Linked DNA regions of Homo sapiens: regions 1 and 3 are each linked to region 2. Evidence: chromatin loops called from intact Hi-C (ENCODE). Cell type or tissue: heart right ventricle. All regions are shown on one strand. Region 1 overlaps MICAL3 (microtubule associated monooxygenase, calponin and LIM domain containing 3). Region 2 overlaps MICAL3 (microtubule associated monooxygenase, calponin and LIM domain containing 3). Region 3 overlaps LOC105372853 (a long non-coding RNA gene).

The links. A loop is a pair of places that touch in the nucleus more often than their neighbours do. Peaks named below come from ENCODE experiments on the same cell type or tissue, not always from the same donor. Only the 100,000 strongest peaks of a DNase experiment are listed, where the experiment ranks them.
Region 1: a loop joins it to region 2, with 3 times the contacts of the local background. A loop is called at or near these places in 20 of 110 quality-filtered maps.
Region 3: it touches region 2 in a loop (4-fold over the local background); 59 of 110 quality-filtered maps call a loop at or near these places.

What each region holds. Positions count from the first base shown.
Region 1 is chr22:18,011,766-18,019,765 of GRCh38, forward strand. All of the region lies in intron 1 of MICAL3 (microtubule associated monooxygenase, calponin and LIM domain containing 3), which reads right to left. It also overlaps the pseudogene RHEBP3. Among named protein-coding and RNA genes, the nearest start is that of MICAL3, 8.8 kb to the right of the region's middle. In heart right ventricle, no CTCF peak of the experiment used is centred here; no DNase peak of the experiment used is centred here.
Region 2 is chr22:17,887,147-17,895,146 of GRCh38, forward strand. It overlaps MICAL3 (microtubule associated monooxygenase, calponin and LIM domain containing 3), which reads right to left. Exons shown (of 32, transcript NM_015241.3): 11 at 6,662-6,758; 12 at 4,339-4,486; 13 at 1,888-2,084; 14 at 177-289; 15 at 24-86. Among named protein-coding and RNA genes, the nearest start is that of MIR648, 90 kb to the right of the region's middle. In heart right ventricle, CTCF peaks have their summits at 1,885 and 4,799 (motif pointing left); a DNase peak (open chromatin) is centred at 4,815; H3K27ac peaks cover 4,704 bases.
Region 3 is chr22:18,066,979-18,074,978 of GRCh38, forward strand. It overlaps LOC105372853 (a long non-coding RNA gene), which reads left to right. Exons shown (of 6, transcript XR_001755424.2): 2 at 3,180-3,235; 3 at 3,789-3,844; 4 at 3,929-4,044; 5 at 5,529-5,610. Among named protein-coding and RNA genes, the nearest start is that of PEX26, 7.0 kb to the right of the region's middle. RefSeq lists an enhancer at 3,129-4,328. In heart right ventricle, a CTCF peak has its summit at 4,290 (motif pointing right); a DNase peak (open chromatin) is centred at 1,643; H3K27ac peaks cover 2,382 bases.

The sequences.
Region 1 (8,000 bases), 120 kb after region 2:
CCTCTAGTCCCAGCTACTTGGGAGGCTGAGGCAGGAGAATGGCGTGAACCTGGGAGGTGGAGCTTGCAGTGAGCCGAGATCGCACCACTGCACTCCAGCCTGGGCGACGGAGCGAGACTCTGTCTCAAAAAATAATAATAATAATAAAATAAATAAATAATAAAAAATTTTTTAAAAAAGAACTTAGAGCAGGGTCTGGTGGCTCACACCTGTAATCCTAGCACTTTGAAAGGCCAAGGTGGGCAGATCACCTGAGGTCAGGAGTTCAAGACCAGCCTGGGCAACAGGGTGAAACCCCGTCTCTACTAAAAATAGAAAAATTAGCCAGGTATGGTGGCGGGAGCCTATAATCCCAGCTTCTCAGGAGGCTGAGGCAGAAGAATCACTTGAACTTGGGAGACGAAGTTTGCAGTGAGCAGAGATTGTGCCACTGCACTCAATCCTGGGCGACAAAGCAAGGCTCTGACTCAAAAAAAATTAATAAATAAGAAGAGAAGTTACTTTTTGTTTCCTGAAAAGCTTCACTTCCTGACAATGAAGGCCCTGAGGAGCGAGTGGACAGCTGGCAGCTGGCAGTCATCAGTGGGGAAAGGCAGAGGTACCACTGTTGACTCTACTGGGCCTCAGGCCTCGGCCCTCATGGGGAGGGACCCTCTTTCAAACTTTTGGAGGGGTAAGGGAGGGCCAGACAGTGCTGAGACCAAGGCGATAGTGGTGGGCGGGGGGCCTGAAGTTCCATCATCTAATTGGGCTTCTTCACGGGTGCATTGCCCATAAGTGCCATATTGATTCCCTCAGCTCCCAGGGCTGCCAGATAGGGCCGGGGCGGCCAGAGCCTCCCAGCCAGTCTCCTCCTGCAGGAGCACCTTGTCAGTTTACCTCAGATATTTGCTGCTCAAATACCATCTTCTGTGTGTATCACAACATGACACGCCTACGAAGAATGCTGAGCTAGGATTTCTAGATGTACTGTTACATGGTGATTTACTGGTCTGGAATTGCTGCCTTGCAGGAGGTCAGGTGAAAACACTACCAGCAAAACCAAGCATTTATGGAGCCACTCCCTTGTACCAGGTCCTGGGCTGGGATGTCTGACTGCATCAGCTCCACGGTGGTAACTGTGGCTTTAGCCTGCCCAGCATTCAGACCCCCTTGCTTGGTAACAGTGCCTACATCTTAGCTTCTATTGTGGAAACTACCTTTCCCCCACTGCATGCAGGTCTGGTGGGCATGGGGATGGAGGCACCTTGCTCTCCATCCATGAGGAAGGCAGCACATGGTCCAGCCTCATCTAGTCTGACCTCTCTTCCTGGAAGTTGAGTGTCAAGCAGGGAGCCGCAGAACTGAAAACAACCGGAGCTGCTTCATGCAGTCAAGAATCCCCTGAAGAAAGAAGGCAGTTACCTCCCTATTCTTGAGATCTCTTCAGCTGGCCTGGCTCTCATCCTTTCCAAGACCTGGCTGTTTGCTTTGCATTCAGTTATATGAGCTAATTCATATCCTTCTAATAAATGTCTTCCATCCTTCTCCAAAGTTAGCCCTAGAGCATATTGCTGTTGTTTACAATCAGAAAGCCCTAGAGGTGTACTCTCTAATTCTCTTAATAACCTCATTTTTCTGTCATTACTCCTGTTTTAGTACAGGTAGCTGAGCTTCAGAGAAGTTAAAAGATGTGCCCAAGGTGGCACAGCTAATGAGTGTCACAGTCAGAATCTGAACCCAAGTCTGTCTGATGTGGGGTCATGACAAGAGCATGGGTTTTCTTGGGAGAGAAAAATGACTTCAAATCCCCACTTCCCACATAAAAATGCACAATGGGTGTAGCAATGCCGAAGCCACAGAGCTGTTGAGGGTGGATGGAGGTGACGCATAGGAAAGCACATGGCCTAGGGTATGTGCTTAGTAAACAGAAATGCCTGTCCCTAAGAATGAAAATTATTTTATCTGCATAGTAAATTAAAGCAATTGGCACTTTTAGTCCAAAGATTACTGCTTCTGAGTTGATCCAAATACAATCTCTCTATCTCCCTCCCCCTCTATTTTTTTAAAAAGAGAAACAAGGTCTTGCTATGTTGCCCAGGCTGGCATGCAGTGGTACAATAACAGCTCACTGTACCCTTGAACTCCTGGGCTCAAGCAATCTTCTCACCTCAGCCTCCCCAGTAGCTGGAACTATAGGTGTGTGCCACCACACCTAATTTTTAAAGTTTTTGTAGAAACGGGGTCTTACCATGTTGCCCAGGCTGGTATCAAACTCCTGGCCTCAAGGAGTCCACCCACCTCAGCCTCCCAAAGTTCTGGGATTATAGTCATGAGCCATCATGCCCGACCTCTCTCTCTCCCTCTCTTAGACACACACACACACACACACACACACATTTCTTGGTTTCCTGTCTGTGGAAGTCCTACCAGAAAATTCAGATGCCCTTAGGAAAAAGAGCACAGGGTGCGCATAATACAATCGAATTCTCCCATCCAACATGCCTTGGGAGAAGGAATAGAGTAAGAATTTTCATTCCTGTGAAGGATGATGAAAATGAGGCACTAAGACACTAAATATTTATCTCGAGGTTATGTAGCAAACCAAAGGTTCAGGAGAACCCAGGAACTGTATATTAGGCCATTCGATCTGAAAATACCAGAGCCTGGAAGGAAGAGAACAGCTTTTCCAAGTTGTTGGATTTGTTCCTTCTCTTACCTTCTTCCCCTTCCCTGTTTCCCACTTCAAAAGAAAAAGCTCCATCACTTAAACATCTACATTAGGCACATTTCTAAAAAAGCTTCCCCAGAGCTCTGTTCATTACATACCCTTCTTTCCCCTAGGAGTTGTGACCTACTTAAAATATTCTTACAATTCTCTTAATGGGGGAAAAAGTCCCCAAAGATATGTTCCCTATGCTGGAAAAATTAAAGTCCTAAAAATAAGCAGTTAAAGAGAAAGTGTTAGGCCAGGTGCAGTGGCTCATGCCTGTAATCCCAGCAATTTGGGAGGCTGAGGCAGGTGGAGCACGAGGTCAGGAGATCGAGACCATCCTAGCTAACACGGTGAAACCCCATCTCTACTAAAAATACAAAAAATTAGCCAGGCGTGGTGGCGGGTGCCTGTAGCCCCAGCTACTCGGGAGGCTGAGGCAGGAGAATGGCATGAACCCAGAAGCTTGCAGTGAGCCGACATTGCGCTACTGCACTCCAGCCTGGGCGACAGAGTGAGACTCCATCTCAAAAAAAAAAAAGAGAAAGTGTTGCTTGTACTAAGATTTCTGATGCTTTTTCAGAGATAAATTCAAGTTTTCCCAGGCCTGTGATTGTGAAAAGTACAACTAAAAGATGGCCTTGGCATTTATTCAGCAGTCAGTAGATATTCACAAACTACCTGCCGTAAGCAAGGACTTCACCAAAGTTAAATGACAGCAAGAGGAAAGAAAACCCACACAGCTTGGATTTATTCAACATAATTGTGACTCTTGGGATTCTTCTGGTTTCTGGGGCTAATAAAAAACATTCTACTTTGTAATATATCATAATTTCTGAGATTTCTCTTTTCTTCTACATTCATTTCTTCCAATCTCGAAGGTTTTATTTGAGGGTGCTTTGTTATTGAAAAGGCAGTATAATAACAGCAAGAGAATTTTACAAATTTAAGATTTAAGACTCATCTTTTTTTTTTTTTTTTTTTTGAGATGGAGTCTCACTCTGGAGTGCAGTGGTGTGATCTTGGCTCACTGCAACCTCTGCCTTGTGGGTTCAAGTGATTCTCCTGCCTCTGCCTCCCAAGTAGCTGGGATTACAGGTGACTGCCAGCACACTCGGCTAATTTTTGTATTTTTAGTAGAGACGGGGTTTCACCATGCTAGCCAGCTGATCTCGAACTCCTGACCTCAGGTGATCTGCCTGTCATGGCCTCCGACCACGCGCGACCCTAAGACTCATCTCTAATCCATCACTTCAGCACAGCTATGGCACAGGCACACAGATTATTACAGTTATGAACATGATGTGCTTGCTATGTTCTATTCGCTATTGTTCCTTTTATCAAAAGTATTTTCCATGTTTCTTTCTACATGCCTCTTGATTTAGGCTTTGGTTGTGAATGCAAGATATTCCATTGTATAATGTACCAACAAAATTTTAAACTGTCCCTATAATATTAGACATTTCAGTGATTTCTACTTATTTCTATTATAACCAACACAACAGAGGGTATTTTTTATGCATCTGAAATTTAAAAAACCTTTGTTAACTAACTTTATTGGGATAAATTCCTGGGTCTGGTAATTATATGGCTTTTCCTATATAGTGGTAGTAATTTTATGGCTTTTCCCATATATTATCATGTTGCATTCCCCACAAATGTTATCAATTTATAATGCAACCCACAATAAATATGGAATTTTACTGTAACCTCAATAGCATTATGTTGCGGTTTTGAAAAATTATTAACCATTAGCAAGAAGCATAACAGTATAATGGTGTTGTAATTTGCACTTTTGATTGCTATCAACAGTGAACACATATCAATGTTTTGTTCATTGCATTGCCTCATGTAGATGAATTTCTTTTTATGAACTGTGAATTTATCCCTGGAGAGTTGTTTTTTGTCCTCCAGTCAGGTTTATTCAGGTATAATTCACATATCAAAAAGTTATTCTTTTTCGTGTGCAGTTCTATGACTTTTAACAACTATAGACAGGTCACTGAATGGTTCTATGATCCTGAAAAGTCTCCCTCTGTGCCTTTGTAGTCACATTCTCCCTCCAAACAGCCCTTGGCAATCACTCTTCTATTTTCTTTCCCTGTAGTTTCAACTTTTCCAGAGTGTTATATAATTGGAATCATATAGTAGACAGTTATGCACAGAATTGTAATGTTTTAAAACTCTTTAAAATGTTTCTAGGCCGGGTGCGGTGGCTCACGCCTGTAATCCCAGCACTTTGAGAGGCCGAGGCAGGCGGATCACGAGGTCAGGAGATCAAGACCATCCTGGCTAACACAGTGAAACCCCGTCTCTACTAAAAATACAAAAACTTAGCCGGGGGTGGTGGTGGGCGCCTGTAGACCCAGCTACTCGGGAGGCTGAGGCAGGAGAATGGCGTGAACCCGGGAGGCGGAGCTCGCAGTGAACCAAGATTGCTTCACTGCACTCCGGCCTGGGTGACAGAGCCAGACTCTGTCTCAAAAAAAAAAAAAAGTTTCTTTTCTTTCTGCAGTATTCAAAATGCTTTATTAAAGGTTTGGTTCAACATCAAAAGAGCAGTATGTAGTGGGGGGAACAGAAATTGTAACTAATTTACCACTAACTTTCTTGCACCACCACACTCAGGAAAAAAGCCGTATAGAACCTGGCCTTCCAAAGGCCCAAGTCAGTCCTTGAGTCTCTGCCTCTCCCTTGTCCACAATCCCATGCCCATTCTCCTTTTTTGAAATGAATTATTGGTTTAACAGAGGTTAACTTTTTTTTTTTTTTTGAGACGGAGTCTCGCTCTTCTTGCCTAGGCTGGCGTGCAATGGCGCAATCTCGGCTCACTGCAACCTCTACTTCCCAGGTTCAAGTGATTCTCCTGCCTCAGCCTCCTGAGTAGCTGGGATTACAGGTGCCTGATACCATGCCTGGCTAATTTTTTTTATTTTTTTAGTGGAGATGCGGTTTCACAATGTTGGCCAGGCTGGTCTTGAACTCATGACCTTGTGATCCACCCACCTCCGCCTCCCAAAGTGCTGGGATTACAGGCATGAGCCACCGTGCCTGGCCTAACAGAGGTTAACTTTTAATTTGTAATATATAATGCAAATATTTCCCCCACTCTGTTCCTTTTTCATTTGATAGAATTTTTTTTTCTTGAGACAGAGTGTCACTCTGTCACCTGGGCTGGAGTACAGTGGTGTGATCTCAGCTCACTGCAACCTCTGCCTCCCGGGTTCAAGTGATTCTCCTGCCTCTGCCTCCCGAGTAGCTGGGATTACAGGTACCCGCCACCACACCCGGCTAATTTTTTTTTTTTTTTTGAGATGGAGTCTTGCTCTGTCACCCAGGCTGGAGTGCAGTGGCTCGATCTCCGCTCACTGCAAGCTCCGCCTCCCAGGTTCACGCCATTCTCCTGCCTCGGCCTCCCGAGTAGCTGGTACTACAGGTGCCCGCCACCACGCCCGGCTCATTTTTTGTATTTTTAGTAGAGATGAGGTTTCACCATGTTAGCCAGGATGGTCTCGATCTCCTGACCTCGTGATCCACCTGCCTCGGCCTCCCACAGTGCTGGGATTACAGGCATGCCACCGCGCCCGGCCGTATTTTTAATAGAGAAGGGGTTTCACCATGTTGGCCAGGCTGGTCTTGAACTCCTGACCTCGTGATCCGCCTGCCTCGGCCTCCCAAATTGCTGGGATTACAAGCGTGAGCCACTGCGCCCAGCCGATAGAAATTTTAAATTTAAATGAACACAGTTTTCCCCCATGGATTCTTTTAACTTGAAAATTATCCATAGATCTAAAATATATTGAATTCTATTTTTTTGCTAGCTCTTGAAGAATTTGACCTTTTAATATTTCATTTTGATTCAACTCCAATTTCTGTCGGTATTTGCTCAAGGTAACGACTTTAAAAGTTTCTTGACCATGATTCATAATAAGAAATATATTTTGCATCACGATTCAGTGTACACAACAAAAATATACATATACAGGCTGGACATGGTGGCTCACACCTGTAATCCCAGCACTTTGGGAGGCCAAGGCAGGTGGATCACCCGAGGTCAGGAGTTTGAGACCAGCCTGGCCAACATGGTAACCCCATGTCTACTAAAAATACAAAAATTAGCAGGGTATGGTGGTGGGCACCTGTGGTCCCAGCTACTTGGGAGGCTGAGGCAGGAGAATCACTTGAACCTGGGAGGCGGAGGTTGTAGTGAGTCAAGATTGTACCACTGCACTCCAGCCTGGGTGACAAAGACTCTGTCTCAAGAAAAAAATAAAAATAAAAAATATCTATCTATCTATCTATCTATCTATCTACACACACACACACATACACACATACACACACACACACAGTATACAAAACTGAAACACAAATCTCAGGACACAAATCTTCCCTTCACTACACGTATACACTCTGGTATTTTCTATTCTTTCTTTTTAAAATGGCCCACCTGGCCAGGCACAGTGGCTCACGCCTATAATACCAGTACTTTGGGAGGCCGAGGAGGGTGGATCACTTGAGCCCAGGAGTTGGAGGCCAGCCTGGAGAACATGGCGAAACCCTGTCTGTACAAAAAAATACAAAAATTAGCTAGGCATGGTGATGCATGCCTGTAGTTCCAGCTACTCAGGAGGATGAGGTGGGAGCATCGCTTGAGTTGGGAGTTCAAGGCTGCAGTGAGCTGAGATCACAACACTACTGCACTCCAGCTTGGGTGACAGAGGGAGACCCTGTCTCAAAAAAAAAAGGACCCACCCAAGATCAATATTCCATTATTCCCCAGACAAACTCCATAGACATTAATGGTTGTATTATTGTGTATTCTGCCACATCAATGAAAAGTTCTGAAGTGATTACAGTTATCCATGGCAAATCATTGGATATGGTGGGGAAAGTGGAAATATCTATTATGTCGGTTGGAAATAAGAAAGACCTGCATATGAAAAGGGTGATCAGATCGAGCGCAGTGTCTCACGCCGGTAATCCCGGCACTTTGGGAGGCCAAGGCAGGCAGATCACCTGAGGTCAGGAGGTCGAGACCAGCCTGGCCAACGTGGCGAAACCCTGTCTCTACTAAAAATACAAAAATTAGCTGGGCATGGTGGCACACGCCTGTAATCCCAGCTACTCAGGAGGTTGAGGCAGGAGAATTGCCTGAGCCTGGGAGGCGGAGGTTGCAGTGAGCTGAGATCGCGCCATTGCACTCCAGCCTGGATGACAGAGCAAGACTCTGTCTCAAAAATTAAAAAAAAAGAAAAAGAAAAAAAGGGTGATCAGGGAAGCTTTGGCAGAATCTTGGAATGCGGCT
Region 2 (8,000 bases):
GCAATTCCCCAAGTGAATCTCACCTCCTCTGATTGACTGGTCTTTCTCCTCTTCCCAGCACCATCCAAGTCCTTTTCCTTTTTATCCTGTACCAAGGGAGGAGGGAAACTGCATTATTCTAGCCATACATACCTTGCCATTAGCTTTGCAGCCCATCAAGAGACTCCTCCACATACCTTGGGAGAACGCTTCCGAGAGATGGTCTGGCCAAGTTTGCTTAGGAAGGAGATAGGGGATCTGGTGCTGGCTATCAGGACTGCTTTCTCCTCGGCATTTAGGTCCAAGGTGTCTGGGAATAGAAACCAGTGATGTTCAAGCACAGCCCTTGAGGGCGCCGCAAAATCCTGACCAAAACTACTCTCCCTCGTGGATGGTTCGCAGAGCCTCAGAAGGCTCTAAAGGTTCACCAGCTCCAGGACAAGCATGTGGTCTCAGTAGGAAACGCCACGGAGGAAATGCATACTTGGGTATGGACATTGAACCTTCTTTTGTTCATCCACATAAACAAAAATGACTCTTCTTCCCAATCTACTACAGTTACCAAAACCCGCACTTTTGCTTTTCAAAAGTTGGAAGCTGGCTGTGATTGTTAGTTACAGCAGAGTGCTGAAGGCTCGTTTTTGTGACAAAAATTTCAGGACAGAGAGAGAGGGAGGGAGAGAGAAAAGCAGAGAGGCGATGAACTCAGGGTTCCTGGTTTTAGTGTATGCAGATGCCACACTCTGAGCTGCACACAGATGGGGGTGGCACTGAATGGGTACGTCGATGTTAGAGCTGTGGCTTTCTGTTGTAAGAACGTCATGGCTAACCAGGAAAAGCCACAGATCCTTACAAGAATATATGGGCTGGAAAGCACTGGAGGGTGGTAACACAAGCTTTTTGGATTTCAATGTTTCATTAGTAACAACAGCAATTTTTAAAATAGTCATTAATTCATAGTAAATCACTAACATTTATTAAGTACTTCCACTGGCCAAACATCCTTCTTGGCACATCACAATGTAATTATACATATTATCCCCATTTTACACCCGTTACCCCATTTTACAAGATAGGTTGACGGAAAGTGAGACACAGGAAAATTGAGTAACTTGCCTAAGGCCAAGTGGAAGCCTGGGATACTGTAAATCCAGGTCAGACCCCACAGCCAACACTCTAGCCTCAACCTACACTTACTCTAAGGGACAATTAATGACAACAGGAATATTTTTTGTAGCACTATGAGAGCCTGAGACAGCAAGCTGAGAGACAAGCAAAGATTTTTGGGAAGTGCTAACAAGTAGGAGTAGAAAGAAGCCAAGAGAATGCACAGTGACAGGAGAAAGAAGGGCAACAAGAGTGGTTCAGGATCACAGACACAGAGGAGACAAGATAATTCCACGAAAAGGGACATCGTTCTCCGGTGCTCAACAATGCAGAAAAGCAAGTGCATGAGAGATGGGAACTGAGAAAAGAGTAGGAGGTGGGAATCCTCCTCACTGGGGAACAGCTGCAGTAGCGCGGTATGAAGAGAAGCCGGATTATAACCCGTTACAAAGTTTGGGCCGTGCAGAAGCAGAGGCCACAAGCACAAGCCACTTCTTCAAAAAGGCTGGCTCTGAGAGCACGAGCACTAGAAGGTGGTGGTCACGGAAAAAGACGGCACAGGAACGATTTCTGCATTTTTATAAATGCAGTGAGAAAGAAAGGAGGGGTTGAGAACACACTACTAGAGAAGGGAGAAACAATGAAGCAAAGCTCCAGAGATTTCCCTGACAGCTAACTGGTAAAAACACAGAGTAACTTTGTGTTTGGTGGCACTGCTGCGGGACAGTCGGAAGGAAGGAAGAACAGCCGGGCCACAGCACAGCAGCAGGGGGCCGCAAAGCAGCTCCTTCCAGGCCTTACCGCTAGAGGGGAGGGAGTCCTTAAACATCTCGTAGAACTGAGTCAGGTACATCACCATGGACAGCTTATCAGGCTCCCCCACGGAGGCCATTTCTTTGCCTGTCATGATGGGAGAAATGCCCAATTCCTTCTCAGCAATGTCAAAGGCCAGTTGGTTATTCTTCTCCACATTTTGCTCATCCAAAGAATCAAAATCTCTGAGAAACAGGACAAGGAAAACATATCAAGATAGGTTGACAGTCCTTAAACAGAAACGCAGTATCCTGGAGTCATCGTCCTTTCTCTGTTTTCAGCTAAAATCCAGGGTGCTGTGCATCGCTGACATTTGAGAGCAAACCTGTCTTATCTCACCTCTTGTTCTTTTTCTTTTTACTGAGGAAAAGCAAAGCAACCTCAGGAAGTGATGAAAGGTCTACCCACCAAAGAAAAAAAGGGAGAAAGTCAAAAAACGACTCTCATTTTTCTAGTAACACAAATTTACTACTAAAATGTGAGCTCGAGAATAGGGACTGGCTGGGCACAGTGGTTCACACCTGTGATCCCAACACTTTGGAAGGGTGAGGCAGGAGAATTGCTTGAGCCCAGGAGTTCAATTTAAATTAAAAATTTAATTCAAATTAAAAATTAGCTAGGCATGGCGGCATATGCCTACAGTCCTAGCTACTTGGGAGGCTGAGGCAGGAGAATCACTTGAGCCCGCAAGTTCAAGGTTGCAATGAGCTATGACTGTGCCACTGCCCTCTATCCTGGGAAATAGGGCGGGACCTGTCTCTAAAAATAAAAATAAAAAATAATAGGAACTATCTTTAATATATCTTGATCCTTGTGTATGGCCCATCCACATTAAACTAATGTCAAAACATGATACATCTCCCATTTGGATCAGATTGCTCCTACAGGCCTGGGACTATCACCCACCATGGCCCTTAGACCTGACAAGCTGTTAAGGTACTAAATCAGCTCTGATCAATCTTAGCCTTCTCCTGGAGGGGAAATTCCAAAATCCTCCTCAAAAAATTTTTCCATTGCTAAGTTTCCTATTTAGATTAATGGCCATTTCCTACTGGGTTTAAGCCTCTTGCTTTTCAGAAGACTGATCGCATTCTTCTTTACATGACTTCAGGTTAACCCAGCAGCCCTTAATTCTGTGTTAATCTAGGATCCCACAGCATTTTCCATTTTCTCAAACTCCTCCTCACCATAGGTTCAGCCTCTGAAACTATGACCTCACTGCTGCTGAACAGTGCCGCGCTGTCCCTGTGCTGCTTTGCCTTCCTAGAAGACGGTCCCCTAACCTTCTCCAGGCGCCCCTCCACCCCCACCTGCTAGGCTCCCTCAACCACTTCTGCCTGTTCCCTTTGGAACAGAGCTGACTCACCTGCCCATCCTCTGCCACTGATCACAATCTTTCCCAAGCTGCTCTTCCTTGCCCTACCCCCTTTCTTTGGCAGGAGTGAATAAGCCCTATTTTTACTTACTTGCTATCAACTTCTGGGTGAGCTAAGTGACAGGAGCACCAGAGGTCACTTACCTCCATCCAAGCACACCAGAAATCCCCATTTGTAATCCACACTGCACAAGGCTATTTTTACCAGCTCTTGCCTTGTCAGTTTATAACCATCATATAAATAGCAACTATATCTTGTAGGATTCCTTAAGCAATCATTAAACAAAACAAACAGAAATTGGCCCCTTAAGTGGACCTAATGATGAAAAGGACAGGAAACCAAAATAATGCAACATGCTCTGCTTCTGAATCCTTCGGTTTGGCTTCCGTGGTAACAAATGCCGATGGGGGAACCTGGGTGTGCTGGTCCCCGCAGCTGACCTGGGGTCACCCTAGAACTCTGATTCTGTAGACAGGTGAGTGGAGAATGGCCAAAGGAGATGTCACTGGGATAGGTGGGTAGGACAACAGAGTATGTCTGTAAAAAACGCAGTCTTTAACACAGAGAAAATACCAATGAACCATCATAAATTGGTCAACTGTTCATGATGTTTTGCTTTGTTAGTAGTGACACATTTGCCTTGAGCTGGCCAAATGTTCTAGCCAGGTTTCCCTTGTGACCCATAGAATTTGAGAGACAGCTGGCCGAAATGAAGAGTTCAACCGGGGCCAATAAACAGTTTTCCTTTGTGGGAAGCTAACAGGCCCAGGTGGGTGTCAAAACCAGTTTTTGACTTATGAGTGTTGTGATTTTTAAAACTCAGCTATAGGAGCACAAAAAAAAAAATTGGAAAAAAACAAAAATAAAAATCATTCCTGGGTTGAGCTATATAATACATGACATACAGAGTTTCAAATATAGTGAAATCAAAATCACTGCCTTCTAGAGAAAGTATCTTACTATGTACCTCATTCTAGGAAAAAGGACAAAATGTTACTTGATAGCAGAGTGGTCTGAGATCCTTGAGGAGTATAAAAAAACACAAAGTTTGATCACAACTTACATCAGGTCAGGGCGGTATCTATGGATAATTGCACAAAGGGCCAAGCCACTTTTCCAGGACATGGTGAGATCTGTCACGTTTACCCCTGCATAGCCATCTGTCTGCCTCTGGCACCAACCCAGCAGTTTGCTTGAACGAGCTACAGACTCTAAAACAACAAAACACAGTATTATTGGAGGTGTGGTCACCTGGTAATGCTGACAGAGAATCCTCTTTGTAGGACACATGTCCCCTTTGAAAAATTACTGAGGGTAGGGACGAAACAGTCAACACTAGTTTCCATGCAAAGAAAACAGTGAGGAACAAGGTTATGCAAATGGTATCATGACAGCGAATTCTAAGAAAAGAAACTACTAGTTTATCCAGACTCTAAGGTCAACGTCCACCCCCCAGTACCCTGAGGGACCACAGCCTGACAGCCACAACCTGCTGTCCCCACGGCACTGAGGTGGAGGAGCGCCACCTACTGTGTGGCCAGCCTGGCTTACAGCAGCTCTGAGTTCCCGGACAGTCGCTGGCACCTAGCTGAGGAAGCCTACCCCCTCCAAAGTAACACTGGGAAGAGGAGAGGAGAAAAGGCTCCATTCTATAGGGTGGCACGTTCAACCCAAAGCACCCAGGCCTCGCCCTTGCACTTCCAAGGCACTGTATAACTTGCCAAGAGAAGAAGCCCTGCAGGGCTCCGCTGACAACCCTGGGGCCCCAGACCAGACAGTCCCCGAACAGAGCTTGGCACCTTGTACTATGAATTCTCAACCCTGAGAAACTGAATAGGCAAACACATGTGCTGGGATGCTTTTTACAGTTCATTGAAACGTCTTCTAAAACCCGAACAGCCTCTTTAAAAATCCTATTATTAATCACATCAGAAGAGCTCTGATATCGGCCATTCAAAAGAATCTATGAACTATTTATATCCAAGAAAGTCTGTTCCCTTACCGAGGGCAACTGAAGTTTGTACTAAGTCATTTAGTAATTTGTGAACATAAGCTAAAAACCAAGTATCATGAAAATCCTGTTTCATTTAGGTTTTTCGCCATGAAAATGTATTCTGCGATAACACATAAAACCACCTTCTGGTGCCATCTCTTGGCTCAGAAATGAGCTTTTACTCAGATCTGTCTCCTATGTGTATATCCAACCATCCAATATGTAACAGGCAACTTCAATATTCCATGCTCTAAAATAAAAACAGTGAATAAAGATACACTCTCTGCTTTCAAAGAGAAGACGCTCCAGTGGAGAAAAATGCAAATGTTTCCAACTGCCTGCTGGTCCTCACATCCACCCTGGCATCCCAATGGCACGTCAAATTCACAATGTCCAAATGACTCAAACCTCTCAACCCTCTCAGCCCTCCCTCTGCCTTGCCTACGCTGATGTAGCACCATCTACAAACACCTACCTCTTGCCCCACAAGGTGATCAATTGCCCCTGCCCATCGACTTCACCTCCTTACCATTCTCTCTCACATAACCAACAATGGCAATGACCATCCACCACAGGCCCGGCACTCATGATCACAATGTGAGGTAGACACTGCTGCCCCCACTTCACAGACAAGGAAATCGAAGTTCAGAGCTATTCAATCACCTCTTCGAGGCCGCACAATTCACCAGCAGCAAAGCTTGGCCTGGGACCCAGTTGCACCTGGCCCAAAGTCTGAGGTCTCCTCCACTGCCTCCTCCCTTCTTCATCCCCAGCATCAGGCCCAGATCTGGGCCTCCACCACCTTCAGCCTGACTATGGCGAGGTCTTTCTACCTGGTCTCCCTGCCTCTGGTACTTCCCTCCTCCAACCCCTCTCACGTGTGGCTGACCAGGTGTACTCATGTCATTCTCTTTCAAAAAAGTATTCAGGGCCTTCAATACATACAAAATCTGGAGTGGTCCTCACCTGTCACTGAATCCTGGCTATGTTGCAGGACCCAGCCAAAGACTTTTTCCACAAAGTCTTCTCCCGAAACCTTAGCTCTCACACTCTCTCCCTCTCTCCCCTCTGCCCCGCGTCTGTACCTGGTTTCTCTCTGTGCTCTCGTAACACCTCAGGCCAAGGTAATTCCGTGTGGTGGAGGCCTGTCTCGTGCACTGCGGGATGTTCAGCAGCATCCCTGGCTCCTGCCCACCCCCAATCATGACCATCAAAAATGTCCCCAGACAACTACCAAGTATCCCCTGGAGGGCAAAATCACCCTGGGTTGAGAGCCACTGTCTCAGACAGTACTTCGGCCACTGCCTCGGACCGCACCTTGTGGCTCAGGGAATGAGTATAGACTTCTCTGAAGGGGCTGCCTGCATTTTAAAAAGCCACCACCAGAACTCACCATTGCGAGTCAATTTGGGGGTGGTTCGGGAATTCACCAGGCTCTCCATTTCCAGGTGAATATCTTTTGTTTCGCCAGTATCATATAAATGGCGCACCTGGCAGAAATTTACAAAGTCAAACAGAAAGAAAATCAAATATCAAGTAACAAATTCCTACCTAAGAGCAGAATGGCTGAAAGGAAAGTCTGGGATAGAAGGCTGGGTAAAGTTCAGACAGAAGTTAGGATGATGACCTTTAAATCTTTTATGAAATAAGGTGGGGTTTGAGAAAAACAAACACATTTTAACTGTGGGACTTTGTGCTAGAAATCAGCTACACAGGGCCGGGTGCGGTGGCTCACACCTATAATCCCTATAGTTGGGGAGGCCGAGGCCAGCAGATGGCTTAAGGCTAGGAGTTTGAGACCAGTCTGGGAAACACAGGGAGGCCTCGTCTCTACAAAAAATTTAAAAATTAGCTGTAGTCCCAGCTACTTGGGAGGCTGAAGTGGGAGGATCCCTTGAGACCAGGAAGTCAAAGCTTCAGTGAGCTGAGATAGTGCCACCACACCCCAGAGAGCCTGGGCAACAAAGCAAGACTCTGTCTCAAAAAAAAAAAAAAAGAAAAAAGAAAAGAGAGAAAAAATTAGTTACTCGGTCATGGAGGTCCCTCTAAGAGTCTCGGTTGGACTACTAATAATGCTGCCTCTTAACAGAAGGCCTAAAGGTATAAACTTCAAGTAGAAGGTGAACAGAAAATTACACTAGGGGCCAGGCACGGTGGGCAGATCACAAGGTCAGGAGTTCAAGACCAGCCTGACCAACACAGTGAAACCCCATCTCTACTAAAAATACAAAAATTAGCCAGGCGTGGAGGTGGGTGCCTGTAATCCCAGCTACTCGGGAGGCTGAGGCAGGAGAATCACTTGAACCCAGGAAGTGGAGGCTGCAGTGAGCCAAGATCGTGCCACCACACTCCAGCCTGGGTGACAGAGCGAGATTCCATCTCAAAAAAAAAAAAAAAAAAATTACACTAGAACAAATTCTTTCAAGTGAACAATCTCTTTTGTCCTCACAATAATCCTGTGAGTAGTCAGGGATTATTATTCCCATTTTTCAGGTAAAGAAATTGAGGTTCAGACAATGTAAGTCACACGTGACCGGCAGCAACAACACAGGTGGAAGTTACCTCTCCTCACTAAGGGGCAAGTGCTCTTCCGTAAAGTAAGAATTTGAATTAGAAGACGTGGCATAAAGGCCTGGATTCCTATCATGTTTGATTTTCTCTAAGTCATTTAACAACTCTATGCCTTAGCTCTCAATCTGTTGATGGAAAATGCTATCTACTTCTACCAATTC
Region 3 (8,000 bases), 180 kb after region 2:
GCCTTCTGACTCAAAAATCTTCCTACTTAGGCTGGGTGCAGTGGCTTACACCTGTATCCCCAGAACTTAGGGAGGCCAAGGCAGGTGGATCACTTGAGCCCAGGAGTTTGAGACCAGCCTGGCCACCATGGTGAAACTGCTTCAGAGGCTGAGGCACAAGAATCGCTTGAACCTGGGAGGTGGAGGTTGTAGTGAGCCTAGGTGGTGCCACTGCACTCCAGCCTGGGTAATAGAGTGAGACCTTGTCTCAAAAAACAAACAAACAAACAAACAAACAAACAAACACCTTCCTGATCCCCCCTCTCCAGCCTCGCCATCCACTGCTTCCCATGTGACCATGTCTCTGGACAGATGGATGGTCTGGACAGGCCATGTGCTGGCCTGGCTCCACACCCAGCTTCTGAAGGTCTTCTTGATGGCAGCACCTTCTCTCTAGATCGGAATCCATCCTCCTGTCCATCCCTGCTCAGCAACACCCTTGCACCATTCTCCAGACTCTTTTAGAGTCTGCTCCCCTCATTGGGGACAGTTCACTGGTTTCCACTACAGTTAGAAAGAAATCCCTCCTCCTGATCCTTATGAGGCCCTGTGTGCTTTGACCCCAGCCTGGCTCTCCCACCTCCTGCTCCTGCCCTTGTCCACTCTCCTCCCACCACATTGGCCTTCTGCTCGCATGCTCACCACCCTCACACCCCTCTCAAGGCCCCGCACTTGCTGCTGTGACTTCTGCTTGAAGAACTCTTCCCCCAGATATCAGGGGCTGCCAGGAAGTGAGATCTGTAAGGGCAGAAGCCTTTTCTTTTGGCAGAGTCACAATTGCATTCCAAGTGGCTTAGAACAGTGCCCGCCTGGCACATGGTGGGCGACGGGTAAATAAACACTGAATGAAAGGTGTAAGCACACGCTGCCCTATGTTGTCTGTCTCTTTCTTCCTTGCTCCATCTTTCCTTTTCCATCCTCCCCCGAGGGGAAGCCTCCTGAGGGCAGAGATCTGCTCTGTGTCAGACATCCCCCTCAGCATCCAGCCTAGTGCCTCCAGCAAAGGTGCTTCTGTCAACATTTGTTGACAGAATGGAGACCAAGCTAGTGGGAACAGTTCTTTCACGCCTTTCCCACCAGGCGGGCTCAGCAGCCTCCCAGGCAGACAAAGAGTAACCCTTGTCCTCCCAGGCCGCTGGTCCTTTGGTTCGGCAAGCCTGCCAGCAGCACAGCCTCGGGGACGTCTGCTCCTTTTGCAGCAGAGCAGATCTTCACCTGGGTTTCCTTCCCACCATCACTTTCTGAGCTGCTCAGCGTCAGAAAAAGGGTATCTGGCCTCCTGGAACTACAACTGTCCCATCATCACACACCTAATCCTAGGAGAAAGCAGTGTTCTGCTGAAGTAACTGCTGGATTTAAAAAGTGAGATCTTCTAGAAAGATGTATTAAAAGATCATGACTTTGGCTGCTGTATTTCAAAGACCAGGCAGGCATTTAGGTGACAGAGTTAAATATTCCAAACTTACCTCATCCTCTCTCTCTCTGTCTCTCAAGGGTAAACATTCCATTCCTCTTCCAAAACCCAGTGCTTCTCCATATTTGGGAATCTGGAATGGGTACTAGGGGCACAGCCCTGTCTCCTCTCGGTGTCTGCTGGGAGCTGTAGTCACCAGAGAATGTCGGCTGCTTTTCTCTGGCCAGCAAGCAGGCTCTCCTTTCTCAGGAGGACATCTGAAAGCAGGAAAGCTGTACACAGTGAGATGCGAGGGTGCTATTAGGAGGCTTGCCTTCTATTTTCAGCTCTCCATGAGCTAGTTTTGAGCAAGGCCTCACTCTTTTCATGGCTCAGTCTCCCAAACTGTAAAATGGGCATAATTCTCTCTCTCTTTTCCTGGCTGCCTGATTGTTTGTTGGGTGGAGTAATTAGGCAGCACCCATTCAGTGCTTTGAGTTCATTCTAGAAAAGAGTGCTTTATAAATAACACTTGTTATCTCTAAAGGGGAAAATATTAATGGCCTAGATACCTCCATAAACTGACACTTTGCCTATAAGTCAAAAAAGATGCCGTGGAATTCCTTGTATGTGCCTTCCACTCACCCTGGGTTTAAATGGTTTCCCTGCATCTCCTTCTATTTTGTATCATCTCTAGTTTCATATCCTCAAGAATAAACAGTCTCCCTCCTTCCTCTCTGAAAAAAATAAAAAAAGAGTAAGACAGACCAACTCTGCCCTATGCCAAACACACAAGAACATTGTGAAGAAGAAACCACCTAGATCAGACTGGAGCTCCGAGAACTTTATCTCCTTCTTCCCAACTAGTGCATGAGAACTCAGTCTCCACGCAAGAGGCTGACCTTTGTTCCCATAGAAAAAGGCACACAGATTTCATTGCAGCAGGAAGGATTTTTGAAAGATCTTAATAAGGACTCCCCTTTCTGGAGACTTGAGAGAAGAGTTTTGACACCCAGCACCTTCTCTTTGAGGAGAGAGTCTGGTACAGTGCAGTGGAAACAGCAGCAGAGGTGGAATCAAACTGGTTAGGATCCCAGCTCTGAGACTCAGGCAAACATGTAACCTCTCCGGCCTTAGTTTCTTCAGCTATAAAATTGAGACAATAATATAATCTAGAGGTTTTTTTATAAAGTACTGCACAAAGATCAGTCGTTATAAGAGGCAGTATGATGCAGTGGTTAATAACAAGGAATTTTCAAGTCAGAGATACCTGGATTAGAATTCCACCTGGATTAGCTGTGGAAATGTGATCAAACTACTCAGCCTCTCTAAGCCATAGTTCTATGATGTTTAACATGGGGATAATGAGCATTAAATGAAGCAATGCATCAATGCATGTAATGGACCTAGCATGGAGCCTGGCACACACTAATTTCTCGATAAATATCGTTATGACTATTATCATTGTCACTGCAATCATTTTTACGTATCTTATGCTTGATCATCTCACTTCATGATAATCAAATCAAATAATGTGAAAGTGCTTTTTAAGTTGTAAAGTACCACACAAATGTGAAGGATGAGGAGAATGAAGCATACAAAGGAGGGAGCTGGGCACCCCAGAGTTCTCCTTGCAGCTTCAGGACTATATGGGATCAAGGACGTATACTTGCTTTTTAGCTACAGAGAACTGTAAACAGCTAAGTCATTATTAGTAACAGCGGGATTGTTTGATTTCTTGTTTTAGGTAGTAATTCCAATATCCAATTGAAGAATAGAAAGGACTCCCCTGACGCACCATGGGTAAGTCAGGGTGCAGAGTGGCATAACTCTGTGTAGCTACGCATGCTCATTGTGTGTGCTTGTGGAGGGATATGCAGCACAGTGCTAAAAGTTCTTATTAGGAGTGGTAGGATTTCAGATGATTCTCATTCTCTTTGTACTTTTGTGTCTTTGAATTATTTTTACTTTAGGTATGTATCATTTAAGCAAAAACAAAAGACAAAAGACAGTGGATACTGAACAACCAGATTCCCGTTTGTAAAACCTTGGATCCATAGTTTCCTCTAATCCCACAGAAGGTTTTCTCAGGTATGGAAAATGGAGTTTCTGAAAACCAGGAGCAGCTGGCGAAAATCATAATGACAAATGCCTGTGACAGGAAGTCAGAGGGGAAGGAGTCCCTTCAAGATGGCCCTGGGAAGGGAAGAAGAGAGATGCCTTTTCATCTCTGTTTATTTCATAGGCTATAATAACATGGTGGTTTCAATCATAGGCTGTGTACACATGAGTTTCCTTGTTTGCTATGGTAACATGTCATTCCTGTTTTTCCATCTCTGTTTTTCTGATCCCTTAGACTCTGGCTGTCAGAGAGGAGAACTATGAACTCACCTACTCATTCATGCTGCCCAGGTAATCACCTCTGTCATGAGCGATTAGGGGAAGGGTGTGTGGAGTCTACCTGTAATATATTTCCACTGTCCCGCTACATTTCAGAACCAGATGCACAAAGAACAAACAAGTTTCCCAGCAGGACTCAAAATAGAAGGGATGGTGACTGCATGCCTTACCATTCGGGATCCTCTTCTTCCCGGAGAACTCCGCGCAGGCAGGTCTGTACCTGCTTAGAGGCAGCCTGTCTGTTGAGCAGCCCATCCTCAGTGAGGGACGATAAGAGACTGGGGCTGGGGGGATGGGCAGAATCTTTGCTGTTGCCACAAACTGGGAGTGTCCGCAGAAAACTGAATGTGTCTGGACTTCGCCATCAAAACCCATGTTAGTGTGGCGCAGGAACAAGGTAGGCTGCCACATCCGGCCTGGCACACTGTAAAACTGCACACCTCCAGGGGGCGCCACCCCCACCCACACGATGTGCGATATGATTAACACCTCCAAGAGTTGTGCCCTGTGAATCCCAGGAAGGGTCATTCTTTTTTCTTTCTTTCTTTCTTTCTTTTTTTTTTCTGAAACAGAGTCTTGCTCTGCTGCGCAGGCTGGAGTGCAATGGTGCAATCTCAGCTCACTGCAACCTCCGCCTCCTGGGTTCAAGTGATTCTCCTGCCTCAGTCTTCCGAGTAGCTGGGATTGTAGGCACCCACCAACATGCCCAGCTAACTTTTATATTTTTAGTAGAGACAGGGTTTCACCAGGTTGGCCAGGCTTTTCTCGAACTCCTGACCTCAGGTGATCCACCCACCTCAGCCTCCCAAAGTGCTGGGATTATAGGGATGAGCCACCACACCTAGCTGGAAGGGTCATTTTTCCTGAACATCCTAACTTGCAGAGAAAGGTCTTTACAAAACCAAGTAGACTGGAGCTTGGCTGAGTAGCCCTTAACTTTTGAAGTGAACTGAAATGTCATTGATTAAAAATATACACAGACACCTGTTTTCCTCACTTCACCGACTTTTAAGTGTTGCATCTGGTGTCCTTCTTACTCTACTCCGGAAACAGATGCCGAGTGGGGCCTCAGTTTCTCCTTGACTGTAGTATAAAGCTCCTTCCAACTCTAAAATTCTGTGGCTCAGAGTGACTGAGTTTATTAGATTATTTCTAGGAAATAAGGAAAAGAACTCTAGTTGCAAATTGCTCATAGACAAGAAGTCAGGCTGGGCAGATCAATATCTGGAAACACCTGCCAGTGTCTGTCTTTTTGCAGGCCTGGGCCAGGGCACGGACCTTCTCAGCTTCCAACCTTTTCACACAGTGCTTACCAGCAAGGGTGCCTGAAAGTCAAGGCCATATGACACTGAAGAGCACAAGGGAGGTGGGGTCCCTCTGCAGCATTACATGCTATTATTTCACACCAAGCTAGATGGCACCAGGATCCCAGAATGAGTGGGACCCTGTCCCTGCCCACAGGAGAACACAGTACAGTAGGGGAATGACACAAATAACTATAAGGAACTGTGGAAACTTGGAAGGACCCACAGGTGAGGCATCAAGAAAGCAAAGCACAATTGGGAAAGAGTGATTTGCCTGAATCAGGTAGGATCAGGAAAGACTCTGGGAGGAGAGAGCATCTTTATACCCTTCCACAATAGAGCCAGGGCTGAATTATCCCCAGTGCACACCCATTACTGGTTTCGTTTTTCAGGCTTGGAGAGGGAATGAATTGATCTGGCATCGTGAAGATTTGTTCAGCCTTCCCTGAGTGCATCTTCTGACTCCTGGGGTAGGTAAGAAATGGAGGGGCTCCTGGAGTCACCTTCAAGGCAGATGAAGAGGAGCTATGGAGGCCCTTTGAAGCATGGCCCCTGGGCATGGGATCTGGTGAGAAACCTCCTTCCCAGCTTTGCCACTGAAACCATGGATTTTAAACTTCGGCAGAGTTTCCAAGCTTTCATTTCCCATCTATCAATAGGGATAATAATAATAATATACCTGTATGACCTTGTTCACAGGTTTGCTGTCAAGGTCAAATAAGACAAGCAAAAGTACCTTGTAGATCCAGTATTATACTAGTTAAGAAGAAAGACTGGAGCCCAGTGGTCCGGATTAAGTCCGCACACCTCCCCCAGCTCCACTATGCACTTGTTGGGTGACCTTGGACAAGTTATTTAACCTCCCTATAACTCAGTTTCTTCCTTTACAAAATAAGAATGAGACTAGGACTTTCATCATATGGTTATGAGGATTCAAATGAGTTAAATGTAAAGCACTCAGGCCAGGCGTGGTGGCTCACACCTGTAATCCCAGCACTTTGGGAGGCTGAGGCAGCAAGATTGCTTGAGCCCAGGAGTTCAAGACAAGCTGGTCAACATAGTGAGACCCCATCTCTACAAAAAATTTAAAAATTATCCAGGCGTGGTGGCATGTGCCTGTAGTCCCAGCTACTTAGAGGCTGAGTTACAAGGATTGCTTGAGCCCGGGAGGTTGAGGCTGCAGTGAGCTGTGATGGCACCAGTGCACTCCAGCCTGAGCAACACAGAGAGACCCTGTCTTAAATAAATAAATAAATAAATAAACAAATAAATAAAGCACTCAGAAAAGCACCTAGTGCATAGTTAATATCATACCATATAAATTGAGCCATCACTATTATTGTTGTAAAGTACTATACAGGATGATTATGATGGTCACTTCTTAGATACAGAAGCAGAGTTCTGCTGTGTCTACAAGGAGAGGAACACTATAGGAAGCATTGAGTTCTGCCCTGAACTCCTAGTCCAGGCTTTAAAAAAGAGCCATAAAAATGCCATCCCACTGATGAGCCTCTGGAGCAAGGGAGGTGTGCCTTGACCATCCTGGAAAAACATCATCTCCACCCTACCTATACTTATCTCCTTGGCTCGCTTCTGGCCAAAGGTCCACACTTGGTCTGAACCTATTGCATGCAGAGCTTTGCCACAGATGTCCCTGTACTGAGGGGCTCTGGCTGGTTGGGATGTTCGAAGGGACAGCTGTGGATGCTGTTTATTGGCCTGAAATGTGGAACCAGTGTGGAGAAGGCAAGACAGGCTAGGTTGACGTCAGATGTAGGCTTTTCATTTTTATTTTTTGAGAAAGGGTCTTGCTCTGTCACCCAGGCTTGAAGGATTGAGTGCAGTGGCGCATCATAGTTTACTGCAGCCTTGAACTCCTGGGCTCAAGCGATCCTCCTGCCTTAGCCTCTCAAGTAGCTGGGACTATAGGCACGTGCCACCATGACCAGCTAATTAGAAAACATTTTTCAATAGAGATGGGGTCTTGCTATGCTGCCCAGGCTGGTCTCAAAGTCCTAGGCTCAAGTGATCCTCCTGCCTTGGCCTCCCAAAGTGCTAGGATTACAGGCATGAGTCACTGTGCCCAGCCAGATGTGGGCATTTTTGATTTTTGCATGGAAGAGTCAATAATTGGATTCCAGGGCTGGGCACGGTGGCTCACACCTGTAGTCCCAGCACTTTGGGAGGCTGAGGCAGGTGGATGGCTTGAGGTCAGGAGTTTGAGACCAGCCTGGAGAACATGGAGAAATCCTGTCTCTACTAAGAATACAAAAATGAGCTGGGCATGGTGGCATGCAACTGTAATCCCAGCTACTCGGGTGGCTGAGGCAGGAGAATCACTTGAGCCCGGGAGGCAGAGGCTGTGAGTGAGCCGAGATCGCACCACTGCACTCCAGCCTAGGCGACAAAGCGAGACCCTGTCTCAAAAAAAAAAAAAAAAAAAGAATTGGATTCTAGGTCAGAAAGTAATATTACAGAACTTCGGAGTGCTATGAGATTCTTTCTTCTTCTTTTTTTTAAATTGAGGCAGAGTCTTGGTCTGTTGCCCAGGGTGGAGTGCAGTGGCCCAATCTTGGCTCACTGCAACTGCGGAGGCCTCCCAGATTCAAGACATTCTCATGCCTCAGCCTCCTGAACAGCTGGGACTACAGGTGGACACCACCATGCCTGCCTAACTTTTGTACTTTTAGTATAGATGGTTTTTCACCATGTTGGCCAAGCTAGTCTTGAACTCCTGGCCTCAAGTGATCTGCCCACCTCGGCCCCCTAAAGTGCTGGAATTACAGGCATGAGCCACCGCGCTGGGCTGAGATTCTTTCTTCTTTCTTGCCTTACATCAGCCTGAACGAGTCCAGTGATTGACA